2 separate regions of the Mus musculus genome follow, and region 1 is linked to region 2. A link is a loop called in an ENCODE intact Hi-C map of the cell type or tissue named here. Cell type or tissue: left cerebral cortex. All regions are shown on one strand.

Region 1 (2,500 bases), 200 kb before region 2:
AGAAAAACTTGGTCTCAAAAAGCAAACAAAGAAAACTGATTCATCACAATGGCTCAGGGGCACCCGAGTTAGGTTCCCAGAACCCACGTGATGGGAGAGAACTGGGTCCTGCTCCCTACCCTCTGACCGACATGCATGTTAGCCCACATCAATGACAATGCTCACCAACAGGGCCAGGGCAGCAACTGCAGAGCTTACCCAGCACAAAACCATGAGTTCCATTCCCAGAACCTCCGAAGCCCTGTGTGGTGGCACACGCTTGTGATCCCTGCACTGGAGAGATGGAAGTCAGAGGGTTGGAGGTTCAAGGTCATCTACTACTTAGAGGTATCAGTGACTTCACTGTACAGAGGGGGAAACTGTGGCTTCTAATTCACCCTCTCTCCCCCTCAACCGCCAGACATTTGTAAAACTGCCATTAAAAAAAAAATCTTTAATCCCAGCACTTGGGAGGCAGAGGCAGGTGGATCTCTGAGTTTGAGGACAACCTGGTCTACAAAGTGAGTTCCAGGACAGCCAGGGCTACACAGAGAAACCCTGTCTCAAAAAAAAAAAAATCTCAGAGCTGCAGAGATGGCTCAGTGGTTAAGAGCACCCACTGGTCTTCCAGAGGTCCTGAGTTCAGTTCCCAGCAACCAAATGGTGACTCACAACCATCTGTAATGAGATCTGATTCCCTCTTCTGGTGTGTCTGAAGAAAGCTACAGTGTATTTATATACATAAAATAAACAAAATTTTTAAAAAAAGAAGAAGGCCGGCCTGGTCTATAGAGTGAGTTCCAGGACAGCTAGGGCCACACAGAGAAACCCTGTCTCAAAAAATCAAAAAAAAAGAAAAAAAAAAAAGAAAAAAAATCTCCCCTCATGCCACAAAGTCACCTTTAATCCCAGCAGTTGGGAGGCAGAGGCAGGCAAATTTCTGAGTTTTTACATGCCTGAGTGCTTTTCAGTATGTGTATGATCTGTGTGATACACTTCCTACAGAAGCCAGAAGATGGCGACAGAGCCCCTGGAACCAGAGTGACCGCCAGTTGGGAGCTACCCTAGTCCGCTACCTAGTCCGTGCAGGTTGTGGGGGTGGCTTAGCAGGGCGCTTCTTCACCCTCTGCGCCTTTGCTTTTCTTTCTTTCCTTCTTTCTTTCCTTCTTTCTTTCTTTCTTTCTTTCTTTCTTTCTTTCTTTCTTTCTTTCTTTCTTTCTTTCTTTCTTTCTTCTTTTTCAATGCAGAGTTTTGTCCTCCTGAGCTAGGGGACACTATTGCAGGTTGTTGTCTTCGATATCCTGGGCCCTACAGAGTGCTAAGCGCTGACCCTGGCCTCTACTCACTCCATGTGGGAACCCCCTGAGTCCTGACAGCCCAAATGTCCCCAAAGTGTTCTTGGAAGGGCAGAACCACCCAGCTGGATCCCTGGACTTACAGAAGATTTTTGTCACTTCCTTTTCTTTCCTTCCTCCCTCCCTCTTTCCTTCCTTCCTTTTTTTTTTTTTTGTTTTTTCTTTCCTTTTTTTTCTTTTTCGAGACAGGGTTTCTCTGTGTAGCCCTGGCTGTCCTGGAACTCACTCTGTAGACCAGGCTGGCCTCGAACTCAGAGATCCACCTGCCTCTGCCTCCCAAGTGCTGGAATTAAAGGCATGCACCACCATGCCCGGTTCCTGTTTGTTTTTGAAACAGGGTTTCTGTGTAGCCCTGGCTGTCCTGGAACTTTGTTGCCTCTGCCTTCTGGGATTAAAGGCATGCGCCAGCACTGTCTAGGTCCTGGTTTTAAAGATTTGTATGAGTGTTTTCCTGTATGCTCTGGGCCATGATGTCCAGAAGGGGGTGGTGAATCCCTTGGAGTCACAGATGGTTGTGAGCCTCCACGTGCTAGGAACTGAACCTGGGTCTTCTAGAAAGGATGGCATGCTCTTTTAAAAAGACATTTCTTTCTTGTTTGTTTGTTTATTTGTTTTGTTTCAAGACAGGGTTTCTCTGTGTAGCCCAGGCTGTCCTGGAACTCACTCTGTAGACCAGGCTGGCCTCAAACTCAGAAATCCTCCTGCCTCTGCCTCCCAAGTGCTGGGGTTAAAGGCATGTGCCACCACTGCCTGGCAAGATATTTATTTCTTTTATATGAATACACTGTCGGTCTGTGTCTTCGGACACACCAGAACAGGGCATCAGATTCCAATGTGAGCCACCATGTGGTTGCTGGGAATTGAACTCAGGAACTCTAGGAAGAGCAGTCAGTGCTCTTAACCGCTGAGCCATCTGGAAGCTGTGCTCTTCATGTTTCCCCAGTGATCACAAGACTGCCTGGAGGTTTCTCCATCTGCGAGGCCTGAAGAGGAGCCAGGAGAGGAGATCAGGCACTACCCACCACTCTGCACATCCCTGCCTGTGTCGGGGCCTCTCCCTGAATCTACAGCTGGGCTGGAGGCAGCAAATCCCAGAGCTCCCTGTCTCCTCCCCACACTGGGATGGAGATCCAGGCTGGTTATGTGGGTGTTGGAGATGCAAAGGC
Region 2 (2,500 bases):
GAGTACCCTGGCCTGCCTTCCCTTTGTGGAACTCCATCCATGTAGGGTCGCAGCTGTCAACTCTTGACTTCCAAAGAAGATGTGACTGGTCTGTGACATGCACTTGCCCCCATGTCCCCAATGGAGCAGCTGACAGCTAGCTCTTTGGGGGCGAGGGGAGCACCAAGAGGCTTGGTTTGCCCATATTGGGGGGATGATGCTTCGGGGGACAGTTTATTTTTTTCCTGTATTGTGGTGTGGCACTCTGAAGGCAATTTACAGGAGTTTGTTCTCTCCTTCAACCACGTGGGTCCAGGGATCAAACTCCGGCTTGGCAGCATGTGGCTTCACCTGCTGAGCCTTTCTGCCAGTCCAAGGCTCAGATTCAGGATGGGTACAGGTGGCAACAGCATTCTGAGTTCAAGCCCCTGGCCCTGCTGTGTGTGTGCTGAGAGCCACCCCAGGTGCACACACTCACACTCCTCACCCCAGGGGCACACACTCACTCCTTGGGCACTCACAGGCTGGCCAGGGCCCAAGGCCTTCCATCTTGCCTGACAGGCCCTTCTCCCAGCTTTCAGCTGTGCAAGAGCACTGGCTAATAGTGCATTAACCTTGATGGAACTGCCAATTACCCCTGCTAATGCTGGGGTTCAGTGACTGCGGATGGTGGTGGGGCCACCCTCCCTGGGAGCAGAAGCAGGGGTGGGGGCTGGGGTCTCTCCTGATCTCATTAGACTAATCACCCTCTCTTTTGAAGCTCCAGCAATGGCTGAGCTGAGGAGCCTGGGGCACAGCTCCAGGGACTAGAACCAGGCCCATATCAGCAGTCATAACACAAAGATGGGGAATGACCAACAGGGCACAGGAACCCCAGACCTGTGACTCAGGAGCTCTGGATTCCCCTGGGTACAAGTTGGGAAAGCAGAACAGAGGTTTCCTGCGGGGAGCACCCCAGGCTGAGGAGAGACCCAGCCACTGAAGGGGGCAGATAGAGACATACAGGGTGGGCTATGGCTTGGCTCTCCATCACACCCAGCCTGACACCAACACTCATAGTAAGTAGGCTCAGCCAGCCTCAGGGACCCAGCTCAGACCAGTGGGAGTATCAGTGGGTATGGAAGTGGAAGAAGTCTGGACACCTATAGGGCAGGAGCTGGACAAGGAGTTCCGACTATGAGGGTTCTGAAAGAGGACCAATAGAGGAGACCTGGTCCCAGAGTAACTGGGGGCGGGGGCGGGGGTGGGGGAGCTGGGAGGCAGGCTAGGTGGTATGTGGCTGCCACCTGGTGGCAATTAGTTGTTATGACCAAGCAGTGTGGACTCAACACTGAGGAAAACTGAGGTTAAGACCTCAAACTGCAAGTGACTTAGCATCCCTATCCCTCTTCCCTAAATTTAAGCACCAGAGAGGCAGGTGACTGGCTAATTCTGAGCTGTAGCCCATAGGATCCTGAGAAACTGCAGTAAGTGACTATACACTGAGCCAGAGTGTCATAACTGGAGCCTTGGAATAGTCTCTCTCGCTCTTACCCTCTTACCCTCTTGCCTCTCTTTTGCCTCTTGCCCCCTTACTCCTAATTCCCTTCCCCCCCCTCTCTACATGGCCATGACCAGGCCCCATTTCTCTACTCTCTCCTTCTCTCTGCCTTTCTCTGCCTCTGCTACCCTCTTAACTCCCCTCCCCATGCCCCGAATAAACTCTATTCTATACTATAAAAAAAGAAAAAGAAAAAGAATAGTCTCTAGGGACAGTGACATGAACAGGAGAGCCCTGTCCTAGGCAGGGCAGCCAGGCATGACACCCTCATTCACTTCACCAGGACACCTGAGTGTGGCATCAAGGGGGAGGTCTCAGATAAGCTACAAAGCCACTCTTCATTTATTGTTGCCAAAGCAGCAGGAAGGCGCACAGAGATCCTCAGGCCCCCTGCTCCATCACACCTTATCAGAGGATGCTCTTGTCCCTTACAGGAGGCAGGCTGACGGAGCAGCCCACATCAGCCTGGCCTTGGGGCCCTCCAGTCTGTGGGCTAGTCTCAATGAGGTCTCTATGCTGCCCCCTAGGGCCTGTGCAGGCTCTGTCCAGGAAGGTTGACATCAGAGCTCACAGAACTACATGTTTTCTCTTGTCCTTGCAGCCTGTCATCTCCATCTCAACATCTGCAAGGGAAGGAACAGGACAAGATATGGTATTGAAGGATGGGACTGGTTGGGCCTCCTTCCAACCCAGCCCAGCCCAGCCTGTAGAAGGTGATGTCCCTTGCAGGTCCACCAGGGTAGGGAGAAGAGACCACAGAAGATGATAAAGTTGGTGTCCAGGGCCCTTGGAAAGCCAGATCTAGTGCCTATTGTGGTCTTGGCTCTATAGCAGCCATCACCAGGACAGGACACTCAACTCTGCTCAGAACCCTGAGGAAGCCACCTTTGTTCTCATTGCAGTTCTGCTCTACCCTCTGTGGTACCACATTCCCTGTGTGGCACTTTCCTCCAACATCTGTTTCCATTAGAGCTTCCAAAA

Evidence for each region. Hi-C counts contacts between places; a loop is a spot of excess contacts. Peaks named below come from ENCODE experiments on the same cell type or tissue, not always from the same donor. Only the 100,000 strongest peaks of a DNase experiment are listed, where the experiment ranks them.
Region 1: it touches region 2 in a loop (5-fold over the local background); 11 of 42 quality-filtered maps call a loop at or near these places.

Annotation. Positions count from the first base shown.
Region 1 is chr10:80,372,801-80,375,300 of GRCm38, reverse strand. No RefSeq gene overlaps it. Among named protein-coding and RNA genes, the nearest start is that of Mex3d, 14 kb to the left of the region's middle. In left cerebral cortex, a CTCF peak has its summit at 992 (motif pointing right); DNase peaks (open chromatin) are centred at 1,004 and 2,404; H3K27ac peaks cover 475 bases.
Region 2 is chr10:80,174,459-80,176,958 of GRCm38, reverse strand. It overlaps Fam174c (family with sequence similarity 174, member C), which reads right to left. Exons shown (of 3, transcript NM_027207.2): 3 at 1,840-2,142. The coding sequence ends at 2,142. Among named protein-coding and RNA genes, the nearest start is that of Fam174c, 2.8 kb to the right of the region's middle. In left cerebral cortex, CTCF peaks have their summits at 1,288 (motif pointing left) and 2,048; DNase peaks (open chromatin) are centred at 1,235 and 2,005; H3K27ac peaks cover 398 bases.